2 separate regions of the Mus musculus genome follow, and region 2 is linked to region 1. The links are chromatin loops, found by intact Hi-C in ENCODE. Cell type or tissue: heart. All regions are shown on one strand. Links, peaks and the distances in the headings refer to the core of each region. The heading gives the core; the rest is flanking DNA.

What was found. Hi-C counts contacts between places; a loop is a spot of excess contacts. Peaks named below come from ENCODE experiments on the same cell type or tissue, not always from the same donor. Only the 100,000 strongest peaks of a DNase experiment are listed, where the experiment ranks them.
Region 2: a loop joins it to region 1, with 2.1 times the contacts of the local background. A loop is called at or near these places in 3 of 42 quality-filtered maps.

The regions. Positions count from the first base shown.
Region 1 is chr12:8,877,596-8,885,377 of GRCm38, forward strand. The region is part of intron 1 of 9930038B18Rik (a long non-coding RNA gene); the gene reads right to left. It overlaps Gm33483 (a long non-coding RNA gene), which reads left to right and starts at 1,835. Exons shown (of 3, transcript XR_381241.4): 1 at 1,835-1,918; 2 at 2,490-2,670. In heart, for the core only: CTCF peaks have their summits at 1,953 (motif pointing right) and 4,360 (motif pointing left); no DNase peak of the experiment used is centred there; H3K27me3 peaks cover 328 bases.
Region 2 is chr12:8,636,834-8,644,615 of GRCm38, forward strand. No RefSeq gene overlaps it. Among named protein-coding and RNA genes, the nearest start is that of Pum2, 34 kb to the right of the region's middle. In heart, for the core only: CTCF peaks have their summits at 2,068 (motif pointing right) and 4,018; DNase peaks (open chromatin) are centred at 1,778, 2,068 and 4,228; H3K4me3 peaks cover 1,529 bases; H3K27ac peaks cover 985 bases.

The sequences.
Region 1 (7,782 bases), core at 1,292-6,291:
GGGGACAGGAAACCTGCCTTTCCTGCCCTATACTCCCACCCTGTTGCCAGGGGAATGGCAGCCACTCTCACACAGTGCCCTGGGGTTGGATTCCAGAAAAACAAACCATTGGCCTATCCAGCTCCACACCACTCCCTCTCCCCTCTCTCTCTGGTACAAGGGAACACGGCAGGACATCATAGCGAGTCTTGGGTGTGACTGGCCTTCCTGAGACATGTGGCAAAGCCATTTCCACCTAAGCCCAAATCTTTGCTGTGTAACCAGTCCCCACCCTGGTGGAGTAGTTGAGAGAACCCAAGAGGAGGTGCAGGCACCTGTGGGATGATTTCCCCATCTTGGGTACCCTAGCCCCATCCCATCCCTGGGAAACCTGAGTGCAGGTTGGACCCTGACCCAACCCTGAGTAGGGCGTGGGCTTGAGGTCTTGCTCTCATCTCTTGTCCCTGCTTTTCTTGCAGCTTTGTGTTGGTTTCAGCCCCATGGGAAGGGGTCTGGCCTACCTTCTTCCCTCCCTGGGGCCTATTTGTCCTCTCCCTGTAGCTCCATCCTAGACAACAAAAGCTTGCTTGCTGCACTTCCTCAGAGTTTCCCTTGCCCCAAGATGGTGGCTGCTATCAAGGAGATACAAAGTGTTGGTCCCATCTGTTAACCAGCCCATGGCCATCAGTGAGGGTCCTCATGAGCCAACCCCACACTCTGGGCCCGGTCAACACAACCCCAGTGCCCAGCCCTCTGAGGAAGCCAGGCAGTGATGTTAGCATCAGTATGCCTTTCATATACTGCACACTGAGTGTGTTGTACCCAAGGTCACAGACAGGTAGGTGGTATTATCCACACTCACAGAAAAGGAAACTGAAAAGCTGAGGGTGACCTTCCCAAGGTCACACGGCTGTTAAATGTCAGGTGAGGAACCTAGCCCTAAGGTTTATGTACTTTCTACTGTATTTTAAAAAGGGGGTGGGGGACTTCCAGAAAGATGAAGGAGAGGCATGACCTCGGACACAGGCATAGGGCACATCAGGCAGAACTGTCACAGGAACTGGCAGCTAGGTCTTCAGACATATCTTTGGCTTTTTGTTCCTTTAAACATTTAGTACCTGGTTCCCATCTACCCGGGGAAGCATGAGGCCTGTTCTGCAGGGCTGCACACACACACACACACACACACACACACACACACACACACACACACACACAGTAGGAGTCCCTCTTGCTTGCCAGCCCTCTCTCCATCATGCACACCAGAGCAAAGTTAGGATAGAGGCTGGGTTCCTTTGTAGACCCAGAGCCACATGCCATGGCTCAGGATACAACAAAACCATGGTGTGGTGTCTAATCCAGAGTCTGCCAACTCTCAATGACGTGGATTCATGGTGTTGACAATGTTGACTAGGGTGATGAAACAATCAACTTATTTGGCTTCCCTCAACCTCAGTTTTCTTGCTTGACCCTGTGAGTTACTTTACAGATCAAATACAAATGCTTGAAGGTCTTCCTATTAAGCTTGGCATATCATGAAAAGCTCAATGAATCTCCATAGTACGGCATAAAGGTAGCAGGGGTCAATATGCCCCTAAGCCTGGCAGTTCTGAGTGGAATCGCTTGTCTAGACATTTAGAAAGCCTCCTGCAGTATGAGGGCCTGAGGGTGGATATGGGAGAGCAGGTGATATTCAGGTAGAGGAACGTTGGAAGGTCAGAAGGTGTCCTGCACTAACTATTCCAGGGGTAAGAAAAGCAGCTCACAAGAAATAAACTGACAGCCAGGACAGATGCAAGAGCTAAAGGACCCGTCTCCTGGGACCCATTCTCACTGTGGCTTTACTCTGTGGCCCCCAGAACAGGAATGGCTCCTACAAGTGTGAACCTCAAGGCGCAGTGTGTCTACTCTGTGGCTGTCGCAGAAGGCTGATGCCCAGGTAAGGACCCAGAAGGATACACGAGGCCTCTGGGAGAGGAGGCTGTGTTTTCCAGCAGAGGGAGCAAGGAGCAGGAGGTGAGAGAGGCTAGGAGAAAGCCAGTGGCCGGCTGGTTCAGAGGCTGTGGGGAACTGGAGAGGACATGCTGCGCTGAAGTGGGTTCTACACTTCAGTCTTAAGAACCAACTCTTGTGGGGCCTGCTAGACTGGCTTGTGGTCACAGAACCCCGAGCACAGAGGACCCCAGCTTGTCTGGAGGCTGAACAGAGAAGCCAGGGTAAGGGGTGGGAAGGAGTCAGACCCAAAGTATTTATGCTACCTGGGAGGAAGATTCTTAGTGGGTTTGACTGGATTGTTGGGGCTGTAAGGTTTGGAACTGGGACTTCAGGAGAAAGACTAGCCCAGTGGTTCTCAACCTTCCTACTGCTGTGACCTTTTAATACAGTTCCTCATGTTGTGGTGACCCCCAATGATAACATTATTTCATTGCTACTTTATAACTGTAATTTTGCTATTGTTATGAATCATGATATAAAGATCTAATATGTGACCCCTGTGTCGCGACCCACAGGTTGAGAGCCAATGGGCTAGAGGAAGACTGCCCTCCTGCAGGCTTGGGCTGTCTCAAGGATTCTAAAGGCAAACTCACCTCCCATTTTCATCTACCAAAAAGAAGCTGCTGAAAGGAAGTTTTAACAGCTGTCTGCTTCCGGACAAGGTGGAGTCTTCAGGCCAATAAGCCTGTTCTGCAGGTAACTTGGCACCCCCAAACACATGCCCTTGCGGCTTTGCTGGCCACAGCAGGGCAACAAATTACATGTTATTAGAACAGTCTGGATGATGAAGTCACTGCAGCCCTCATCCCTTTTATTTTAAGCTCTCTCTTGTGGCTGGTTCCCCAAAAGGAACTACTGTCAGACATGACTACAGGGAGGGGTCCTTGTCATGGTCTCAGATTGCCATTTGTCACTGTCTTAGGTAGGCTTACTATTACTATGATGAGACACCATGTCTGAAAGCGCCTTGGGGAGGAAAGGGTTTATGAGACTTACGCTTGCACATTGAAATCCATCACTGAAGGAAGCAGGGCGGGAACCCGGAGGCAGGAGCTGAGGCTGAGGCCTTGGAGGGATGCTGCTCACTGGCTTCTTCCCCATGACTTTCTTAGCTTCCTTTCTTACAGAACCCAGGACCACCAGCCCATCGATGGCACCACCCACAATGGGCTGGGCTCTCCCCCACCCGATCACTAATTAAGATAATGACCTACAGGCTTGCCCACGGTCCCTTTTTACAGAGGCATTTTCTAGATTGAGGCTCCCTCCTCTCTAATGACTCTAGCTTGTATCAAGTTGACATAAAACTAACTGGTACAGCCACCTTTCCCTTCTAGGGGGAAAGTTCTTCCAGTTTGTATGTCAGGCTGCATTTTCAAATTGACATTGCATTTAAATTGACATTGCATTTCAGTGCATTTGCCATTAGAGAGTAATCCATCTCATGTGTGCTTCTCCACGTTTCCTACTGGGTGGTGGTTGGTATCACCTTTCTTGTATGTTGGGGAACTTTGTGACTGCGTTGATGAGCAGAAGTCACTGGAGAAATGGCACCCCGAGTTCTGAAGCTAGACCAGAAGAGAGACCCCTGCCTCCTCTCTCCTGAACCCCTCTCTCCTCCCCTCCTTTGTTTGCGGAATCAGATGCCATGCTGTGAGGGAGCCCAGGTGATTGAGGAGACCACAGTAGGTGCTCTGGCCAACAGCTTCTCTCTAGGTCTTCACTAATTACCAGCACCAGCTATCAGGACGTCAATGAAGACACTTTCTGGAGGTCCCCTCCCCAGCACTTAGCTGTGACTGCTCAAAAGAACTGTGTGGCTGCACTCTGCAGTCCTTAGACCTGTGTGAGGGGTAATGGTGATGCTTATTAGCTGACAGCCCTGGACAGCAATAGTTCACACTCCTTGCCTCTGTTATTGAAACCTGGAAGCTCACTCCTCCCAAGCTCTGAAAGTTCCTAATATCTAGGCATTCCCTGCCCCTCTCTCCTCTCTCCCTTTTCTCTCTCTCTCCCTCCCATCCTCTCCTTTCTTCCCTCCCTCCTTCCTTCCAAGACTGGCCTCAAACTCCCTCCCTATACTTCCAAGGGTGATCTTGAACATCTGATCTTCTGGCCTCCCAAATGCCAGGATTACCAGGCACGTGTCACCAGGCCTGGCTTGTCCAGTGCTGGGGAACAAACCAGGGTATGGTGCTTGCTTGTCGAAGACACTGCCAATTGAGCTGCTTCCCTGACCCTTGAGCAGATTTCAGATTAGAAATTCCAGTTGTCAAAAGCTTGAAGGCACGCTAACATTTCCAAGATGGGCAGTTATGACACAGTGGAAGGCTCCTGACTCCTCGGTGTCAGGCACACACTGTCCCAACTCTGCCACCTTCTGGTGCTGTGTCCTTGGATCAGTCACTTCATGCCTCTGGGCTTCAGGAGCTCAAGTTAGGAAACAAGCAGGCAACGCATGTCTCCTTTGCTGAACTGGTGTGACATTCCAGAATATTCATAACTAGTATTATTGTGAAGTAAGGGTTTGAGACAGCTTACAAAGATGACATGTAGAAACTGCCTTCTGTCAACAATAATAACATATTTGTCAAATATCCATTCATTTCAAGGCATTGCCAAAAGTCACTTGTACATATTGGTTTATTTAATGGTCATCACTATGGGGGCTGGCAGAGCTCAGGAGGTAAAGACACTTGCTGCCAAGCCTGGAGACCTGAGTTTGACTCTCAGGAGAGCGAGCTGCAAGTTGTCCTTTGCCTTTTTCACAAGCACTATGGAGTATACATCACACACACACACACACACACACAAATGCGTGTGTGCTCGCACATACAGAGATACTTTTTTATTTATTTAATCACTTGTGATCCACATTTTACAGAGAAGGAACCCTGTGATGTTAAATCACTTTGTCCAGATTACACAACTAGCAAATACAAAGATGGAATTTGAACCCAGGAAGTTTATTCTCTGTGTCACGTGACCCTGGGGAAACGTTTAACTCTTGAGTTATGGGTACTGACGGCACGAATGCTCAGTCAGCCTTTCCCTGAAGAGATTGAGTGTGTGAACCAACAAGAAACTGAATCAGTGTTTGCTCACACTGAAGCAGGTTGGTGAGAGAACAGGATGGAGGCCATGTTCGCTGGCCCAGGGGTAGTGGGCAGTGGACTGGAGAGAAGGCGACTTCTGAAGAAGATGATGTCTTACAGTATCAGGTGGTCTACGTCAGCCTGGGCAGAGGCAGCCATGGAGTGTTCATAGATGGCAAGGGACTTGACATTAACCCTTGTTCTTTTCCTGACCCTCAGTGAGTCATCTGCCTTCATCCCTAAAATGCTAATAAGATGTGCAACCTCCTATACAAACACACACACACACACACACTCACATGCACAGAACATTTGGGGAAATACAAATAAATGCTTTAGTTGAGTTTTCTAGTTGACAAAGGGTGTATTCTTTTAAGTTTCCTTTAAATAATGTTTTAGCTGTTTGAGAAAGACATTTATTTACAAAAACTAAATTGCTTATCTTTTAAAAAAATGTTTATTTATATGTTTGGTTGTTTGCATGTACGAGGGTGCATGCATTCATTGTGCATGTGTAGAGGTCAGAAGAAAACTTTATGTCCCCAAGGTCTCAGGACTGAGTCCGGTTGTCAGGCTTGGTGACACATACCTTGACTCTCTTAGTCATTACTCAGACCCTTCTTTCTCCTACACACACACACACACACACACACACACATTATATGTGAGTATACTATAGCTGTCTTCAGACACACCAGAAGATGGCATCAGATCGCATTACAGATGGTTGTAAGCCACCATGTGGGTATTGGGAATTGAATTCTCTGGAAGAATAGTCAGTGCTCTTAACCACTGAGCCATCTCTCCAGCCTTCCTAATATCTTTTATTCTTGAACAACATTTAGTTATTTTTCTTCATGATGTGGGGTTACCATCTACCTCTGCTTCATTCTCTATTCTACTGACTTGAAAAACGATGACAGATTTCAGAGCTCTGCCCTGTCAAGGTGTGGCCCTTGTCCCCATGTGGGACAGCTGCTGAGATTTTCAAATCCTCAATGTAGAGCTGCAGACATGAGCAGATTTATCTACCACTAAGGCGCTGGTTGTCACCTGTCTGGCACTCTCAGATTATTGGCTTCAAGGAGTTGAACACCACCTTGGTTTGTCTCCCCACTGTACTGTGAACATACAATGCAGATGCATTCGTTAGAAGTGTTTACAAAGGCATTCCTGAGTCTGAAATGGGGGACTTTGGTGTGGGTGAAATGCCCGATATTTCTGACATATGTAGGTGGCTCCCTCCGCTGGCTTCAGTGATTCCCGGATGAGGGGGACATGGCAGCGGTGAGTGACCCCTAAGATGTCTCTTCATTTGCTTATTTTTTTATGTATCTGTCTCTCTCCCTTCCTACTATTGGCATTTGTTGCCATTCCCAAAACCTTTGGTGGTGCAAAGCTGTAATCCAGCTCTTGATAAGTGGAGACCGGAGGCACTTGAATTCAAGGCCAGCCTGGGCTACAGGAGACCTGTCTCAAAACCACACAAGTGTTCTAGAGAGATGGCTCAGAGGCTAAGGGCACTTGTTATTCTTGCAGTTGCTGAAGTCAATCCCAGGACCCACATGGTGGTTCACAACCACCCATAACTTTAGTTCCAGGGGATTTGATGCCCTCTTCCGATTTCTGTAGGCACCGAGTATTCATGTGGTGCACACACATATGTGCAGGCAATATGTGTGTGTGTAATAAGATGAATGAATATAATAAAAAGTGTAAAACCCCAAAGCAAAAGCAAACACTCATCCCCATCGCTCAAATTCCAGTAAACTCGTCACCAGCTCAGGTCATTGTCAAACACTGCCACTTCTGTCCCTTCAGTCTCACAGCCTTTGTCCATAGTCTCCTCCGCATTCTGAAGCTATGTTGGCAGGCGTTCTCCAAGTGTTCCTGAGAGTCCAACAAATGGCCAGGCTCTCAGTGGCGACAGTTAGAACACAAGCTGAACCAAGCTCAGAGTCTGGCCATATGGCTGAGGAAGTGAGGCCAGTTAAAGACAAAGCCAGGGTGACAAGGCATAGACAGTTCAGTGTGAGCTATGCTACAAGATGCTAGTCGTCGTGAGGCCAGGCTCCCCTGAGATTAATGAAGAGTGGAAAGGCTGAGGAACAAGGCTGGAGGCCTAAGGCTGATGGAGAAAACTTGGGTCCCTTTAAAAAAAAAAAACTTGCAGATGTCTATGGGGCAGGGAGAAGAACACAAGGGGGAAAACGATTGGGCAGAAAGCCTGAGTGTGGAAGCAGCCTGCAGTGTCTGAGTCCAGGAGGGGGCGGACCCGTAAGAGCAAGCAGGTCCTGGGAAAGCAGCGGAGAGCCTCCTAAGGGTGGACAGAGCTGTCACTTGGGGGTGGTAACAACCACGGCAGGACCTCAGCATCCCTGAGGGGATGCCCTGGCTTTTGGCAAAGAAGGCTTATTCCGAGCTCTCCAGCAGATACCCTGGCTCCCCAGGGGTTCTGACCTAAGGGTCCTGGAAACCGTTGAAAAGAGCAATTAACAAAGTAAAGGGTAAACAGAAACCGGAAGCCTTTCACTCAATCACCTTGAAGTGGTTTCCAGCATATTAACTAGGAACATACACTCCCTTGCTGGAACACACCAGGCAACAAAAGGAAGTTTCCTTTGCAAATTTGCAAGGGTGGGGAAGCATTGCAGGCCCTGGAGATTGTTCTCCAGTGACTACATTCTCACCAAGCAAGCTGGCATGAACGCAA
Region 2 (7,782 bases), core at 1,705-6,704, 240 kb before region 1:
ATAAATTTCAATATATAAGTGAACATATGTGAATGTATGTGTAAGTTTAAGGGTTTGTATAAAAACTGATAAATATAAAAAGACAAATGTTTACCTATAAACCATACATTATAATCCATAGACATAATATAGATTCAGGAAGTGACTCCACCGTGACAGGACGTGGCCATACCATGACCAGACATGAGAATACTGGGATAGGAAGTGGCTGCACAGTGACAGGAAGTGATTATACCCTGACCGGAAGTGACCATGTTGTCACATGAAGCGACCACACCATGACCAGAAGGGACTGGAAGTGACCGTGTCGTCACAGGAAGTGGCTACAGCATGACCAGAAGTGACCGTATCATAACTGGAAGTGGCCGTAACATCAGGATTTTCTTCCTGTTTTTGTTGTTTCTCAGCGTCGGTATGGTTTTGGAGTAGGCAAACCTGCCTGAGTCGTACAGAGCATCGAGGCCGAGGCACCAGGTGTTGGGAACCGCTGTGCTGTGCAGTGGGCCTTGCTTGGACTTATCTTGTATAAAATTATTTTATTATATATTAGATATATGTTATATTATATATCATTTTTAAATATATATTTTATTATATATTACTCATGTATATATACACATTATATATTATATATTTTCTGCTATTATATTGTAATATACTGTCCTTCATGTTACATACACTACATATTATCACACGTTACAGATCACTTTTATTATATAAAAAAACTTTTTAAAAAGTATTCAGAAGTACAAACTCTGGACCGCGGACGCAGCCATCCAGAAAAATATAAATTTGAAGTTAAAATTTAAAATATTATTATTATTACTATTATTATCATTATTATTTTAAATGTGAAAAATTGTTATAAAAGCATATGTTGTACTATATATTATTATCATGTTATATATTACGTTCCTTAGTGTTATCGCATCCTTATATACTGTGTCTCGCTTGGTGTCTGCTGACCCCTAACACCCTGTTTTCCATTTTATATTCCTGCACAAACATGACCAAGAAGCACTTGGAGAAGAAAGGTTTTATTCAGCTTAGTCTTTCACATTGCTGTTCATCACCAAAGGAAGTCAGGACTGGAACTCAAGCAGGTCAGGAAGCAGGAGCTGATGCACAGGCCATGGAGGGATGTTCTTTACTGGCTTGCCTCCCCTGGCTTGCTCAGCCTGCTCTCTTATAGAAGCCAAGATTACCAGCCCAGAGATGGTCCCACCCACAAGGGGCCTTTCCCCCTTGATCACTAATTGAGAAAATGCCTTACAGCTGGATCTCATGGAGGCATTTCCTCAGCTGAAGCTCCTCTCTCTGTGACAACTCCAGCCTGTGTCAAGTTGACACACAAAACCAGCCAATACAATTGACCCCTTGTCAACTTGACACACAAACACATCCCTAGTAAGCCTCAACCCTTAGTTCTTAAAAAGTCCCACAATCTTTACATATTAAAAGTTCAATCCTCTAAAAATATCCAATATCTTTTAAAATCTAAAGTCTTTACAATTAAGTCTCTTAACTGTGGGATCCACTAAAATACTTCCTTCCCTCACATGTACACATATATAGCAGCAGCACACCGCGGTGCCTAAAACCTGTGGTCAGTTTTTTATGTTGGCAGCGCAGGGGGGCGGGAAGGGATGAAAGCAGGTGTGACACTGAGGCAGGGGGATTCCCTTGAGTAAGGACGAAGCTGAGGCAGGGGGATGACATGGTGATGTAGCCACCCTCTCAATCTGCCTGTCAATCACCAGCTCCGCCCACTCAGCTGTGCTCACCAATCAGAAAAAAAACTCAGCTGGGCGGTGGTGGCCCACGCCTTTCATCCCAGCACTTGGGAGGCAGAGGCAGGCGGAATTTCTGAGTTAAAGGCCAGCCTGGTCTACAGAGTGAGTTCTAGGACAGTAGGGCTATACAGAGAAACCCTGCCTCAAGAAAAAACAAAAACAAAAAACAAACACACACACACACACACACACACACACACTCTCTCTCTCTCTCTCTCTCTCTCTCTCTCTTTCTCACAAAAAGGGGAGCATTGCAGTGACAACCTTTCGCCACCAGGTGGCAGGCCAGAGCATCTGTCTCAGGGTTAAGCCCAGAGACACCAAGTATGGGGAAAACCAACATTATGGACTGGTGAGATGGCTCAGTGGTTAAGAGCACTGACTGCTCTTCTGAAGTCCTGAGTTCAAATCCCAGCAACCACATGGTGGCTCACAACCATCCATAAAGAGATCTGACACCCCTCTTCTGGTGCATCTGAAGACAGCTAGAGTGTAGTTAGATATAATAATAAATAAATCTTAAAAAAACCAAAATATAGAGAAATAGATAGATGGATAAATAAATAAATATTAAACATTCAAAAATTAAAAATAAAAAATAATTAGAAAAAATAACAACCCAGTCTCAAAAAAAAAAAAAAAAACAAAAAAGAAAGAAAAAAAAAGGATTTTTCTTTTGATAGGGGACTAATATCCAATATATACAAAGAGCTCAAGAAGCTAGACTCCAGAAATTCAAATAATCCCATTAAAAAATGGGGTTCAGAGCTAAACAAAGAATTCTCACCTGAGGAATATCGAATGGCTGAGAAGCACCTGAAAAGGTGTTCAACATCCTTAATCATCAGGGAAATGCAAATCAAAACAACCCTGAGATTCCACCTCACACCAGTCAGAATGGCTAAGATCAAAAATTCAGGTGACAGCAGATGCTGGCGAGGATGTGGAGAAAGAGGAACACTCCTCCATTGTTGGTGGGATTGCAAGCTTGTACAAGCACTCTGGAAGTCAGTCTGGAAGATCCTCAGAAAATTGGACATAGTACTGCCGGTAGATCCAGCAATGCCTCTCCTGGGCATATACCCAGAAGAAGTTCCAACTGGTAATAAGAACACATGCTCCACTATGTTCATAGCAGCCTTATTTATAATAGCCAGAAGCTGGAAAGAACCCAGATGTCCCTCAACAGAAGAATGGATACAGAAAATGTGGTACATGTACACAATGGAGTATTACTCAGCTATTAAAAACAATGGATTTATGAAAGTCTTGGACAAATGGATGTATCTGGAGGATATCATCCTTAGTGAGGTAACCCAATCACAAAAGAAGTCATTAGGTAGGCACTCACTGATAAGTGGATATTAGCCCAGAAACATAGAACACCCAAGATACAATTTGCAAAACACAAGAAAATCAAGCAGAGGGAAGACCAATGGGTGGATACTTCATTTCTCCTTAGATTGGGAACAAAATACTAAAAGGAGTTACAGAGACAAAGTTTGGCGCTAAGACGAAAGGATGGACCATCCAGAGACTACCCCACCTGGGGATCCATCCCACAATCAGCCACCAAACCCAAACACTATTGCACAATGCCTGATAGATTTTGCTGAAAGGACCCTGTTATAGCTGTCTTATATGAGGCTATGTCAGTGCATGGCAAATACAGAAGTGGATGCTCACAGTCATCTATAAGATGGAACACAGGGCCCCCAATGAAGAAGCTAGAGTAAGCACCCAAGGAGCTGAAGGGGTCTGCACCCCTATAGGTGGAACAACAATAGAACTAACCAGTACCCCCAGAGCTCATATCTCCAGCTGCATATGTAGCAGAAGATGGCCTAGTCGGCCATCACTGGGAAGAGAGGCCCCTTGGTATTGCAAACTTTATATACCCCAATACAGGGAAGAACCGGGAGTGGGAAGGTAGGGGAGCAGGGCAGAGGGAGGGTATAGAAAACTTTCCGGATAGCATTTGAAATGTATATAAAGAAAATATCTAATAAAAATAAATAAATTAAATAAATAAAGTCTAGTCCCATGAAAAAGAAAACAAAAACAAAAAACAAAAAACAAAAAAATCAACCCAGTCTCGAAAAAAAAAAAAAAAAGAAAAAGGGGGCGAGGCTCAGAGGACCCAAAGCCGGAACAGAACTACAACTCCCAGCATGCCTCGAGGCTGAGGCAGGGACATGCCCGCCACTGCACTGACCTGAGATGGCGGGAGAGAGACTTCCTGTCCACGGCCAGTGACTGCCTGCTTCCAATCCGCTGTCCCCGGGACAGCGGCGCTCACGGCGGCGGCGGAGAGACCCTGGCGGGCCGTTTTCGGGTGGCAGCGGCGGGAAAACAGGAGGCTCGGGTCTGTGCACGCGCTCTGCTTGAGAGTGCTGGTCTGTGGCGGGAAGTCCCGCCCACTCCGCTGTGATTGACGGCAGCAGCTTCCAATCGGGAAGCTTCCCCACTCACTGTTTCCAGGAGCAGGGAACAGCGCCAGAAGTCCCGCCCGCCCGACCGTGACTGACAGCCCCAGAGACTGAAACCGCCCCCCCCCGCCCCCCGCAGAGAGATCCGCGTCTGCAAAGACAAGGGCGGGCGGCCGTGATTTTTATATAAAATAAAAAAAGTCTCGTGTGCTTATCGTGTGGGAGCTCACGCTGTAGCCCAGGTTGACCTCGAACTCAGAGATCCACTGCCTCTGCCTCGTCCCAAGTGCTGCTGGGATGAAAAGCGTGTGCCACCCCTGCCTGGAGACCCTAAAACTCTTAAACCCCAAAAATAAAACCCTAGCATTTTAAATAAAAATACTCAAGAGCACTAAACACTACTCTTTAAAAAAGCAGCAAAACCCTGACACCCCCCAAAAAACTCTAAATGTCTGGGGCGAGGCCGGAGCGCTCAGAGGTCCTGTCACTCGATTCCCAGAGACCCCCACGCAGGCTCACACCCTGTGCAGCTATAGTGAGCTCACATAGACGCGAGATAGATGAATAAATCTTATAAAAATCACCTGAGACACACGAGAACCCGTCCTGTACTGGGGCTTCAGAAATACTGAAACAAAAGAATGCAAACGGGAAAAAGCATCCTTCTTTGCATAGGTTTAATAAATTACTAAGGGTGCCATCCTTGGGTCGCTGACATCTTGTCTTCATAGGAACTAGACTAGAAAGAAAACCACTCAATGTCTGTAGCTATTTCCCAGCCTTAATGATGTAAAATATTGTACTTCTTTATAAACAGGCTGTTGACCCTACTTTAACTCAATGGACTGCTAGAATCAAGAATTATTCTATCAGAGAGCACAGACAGATCAGACACGCTGGCTGCACAGCATATTCAGAACTTCCAAGGGATTTATTAATCAGAGCAGGGCATTGTAGGCCTTAGCCTGGCTCACAGAACCAAAAGTAGTCACCCAGCTTGTGGAACAGGACTTTGCTATACAAGTAGTCACCCCTGTTCATGTCTTTGTTCTCTATGCCCTTTGTTACCCATAGTAATCTGTGGACAGAAACTATTGAATGGAAAATTCCCAAAATAATTCATACATTTGTTCTATTTTATTTGTAGTAGTTGTGGCTGATTGCTAGTGCCTAATTTGTCAATTAAGTTTTATCATAGGTATTATATAGAGGGCACACATAATCTATCCAGTCCATGGCTGCATAAGCCATGGGTTCAGGCTTGTGCATAGAACCCCAGAGTAGGCAGTTGAGATTTACAGATATACTTAATGTTGATCAGTCTGTCCACCAGACCCAAACCAAGAAACAAGCAGATAATTCTGGCACTGGGAAATTTAGAAACATGAGGAAGGGGAGACCTTTGGATGGAGTCATTGTTAAAACTGTGAAGCCACACAGTAAGGACAGGAGCCAAGATGGATAAGCTGTAACAGCAAAGAATATGCAATAGTTAGAGTCATCCCTCTTGGGAAAATACTGTCGCTGCTCCCAAATCTGGTTTTTTAAATTTGTTTGTTTGTTTGTTTGTTTATCAAGCAATCATATGTACGTGTGTTTGTCTTTGTGTGGCTGTACACATGTGAGTGTAGGTGCATGTAGAGAGGTCAGAGATTTTCATATTCCCTGGAGATGCAGTTAAAGGTGGTTATGAACCTTGTGACATGGATTCTGGGAATCTATCTTAGATCTTCTAAAAGTTCCCTACATGTTCTTATCCTCTGAGGCATCTCTCCAGCCACACATGTATACAATACACACACACACACACACACACACACACTTAAAAATTCAATGGAAAACTTCTGATCATCCCTCTCAGCACCCCAAATCCACTTGTCTTCTGTGGTGGGTTCAATATATTTTTTCCTATCCTCAGATCATTGTTTTACTGATGGACTGACAGAGGTTCAGTTAATTTGTTCTCATCATTAAATTTGGTACATTTTGTGGCTTTTAAGGGTAATATCAGTTGAAGAATAAACCCCCCCTTTGGTCTGATAGATTGATTTAAAAACCTCTATCTTGTATCTGCCTTTCAATACCACCATCATATCTGGCATTTCATGCATTATAAAGTGTCAAATGGGTTTTAAATGCCCCCATTCCATGATGGGAGACACAAACAGAATAATTAATCACTGTGAAGAGTGTCGAAACATAAAGTAGGTTATCCAGAAATGTAGCCTCTTGAGCAAGTGCACTGTGGATATCAGTCACAGTGATGTCATCAGAACTTCAATAATGAATTGGGGAGTAATACAATTCCAACATTAACAGGGAAAAAACAAAATTGTAGAAGTTGCCAATATGGTCAAAAAGTATGAAGTGTGTGTATTTTTTCATTAATTGAAGGGACATTTATTGGGTGCTTAGTATTGATAACCTGAATGACTGACATGTGTATCATGTGATTGGAGTCCAAAGGTTGACATTGAGTGCTTGCCCCCATTGTACTGTGTTTGATTTTGTTTTGCATTTGTCTGTTTGTTTGTTTTGCTGGCTTTTGGAGGGGGGTGGGGCATGTTGTTTGCTGGAAACAGAGTCTCTCAATGACCCTGGAGTTCTCCAGATCAGTTTAACTATCCGGCCAGTGAGGTCCAGGGCTCTCCTGTCTTCACCTCCCCAGCTCTAGGATATCGATATGGGCCACCATGCCTGAGCTTTTACATGGGTGATGGAGATCTGAATCCAGGTCCCTCTGATCCTGTGCTGTGCATTTTACTGGCTGAATAGTGTGTGTGTGTGTGTGTGTGTGTGTGTGTGTGTGTGTGTGTGTGGTGTGCATGAGTGTGCGCTAATGCAGGTGACCAAATCAGAAATAGGGCAGAGGCATTGAATGTCCTGGATTTGGAGTCATTTGCAGTTGTGAGCCACAGGGCAAGCATGAGTGCTGGGATCCAAACGCAGGTCTTCCTGAAGACTCTTCTAAGACTGAGTACTCTAAACTACTGGATTCTTTCCAGCTCCCCGAGAGCTTATATCCAAAGGAGATGTATACAGCTTTCTTGACAAATGCAAACCCCATATTACACATTTAACTCTTTTATGCTTAGCACATAAAGACACTATGCATTCTCTCCCCTATACATGCTCAACTGGTTATTTCCAGTTATTTTAACTATCTATCACAAAACTGAGAATTCTGAGTTACTGAAGAGGCAAGCCATGTCACCAGCTCATTAGAGACACCTTTGGGCCCCAAACAGGCTCATTTTCTCTTAGATCTTTCTCAGTCCCAACAAGCTTGGTGTTCTCATTTCTAACACAGCTGTTCAATAATCTCATTATCTCACTAAGAAACAAAAGGTGTTCCAACAGCAAGGGAGTGTTGAAAGTGAAACATGGAACGCATTAGACCCTTTAGGCCAGGCACAAACACTACAGTCCCTGAGTCACTAGGAGAGACCACGTTATGTCCAGCACATTCTATTAGGACATGCACAATTCAGTGGAGAAAAGCATTTCCTCTAAACATTGATATTTTATGGGCTTCTTCCAATAATATTGGTAACTACGAG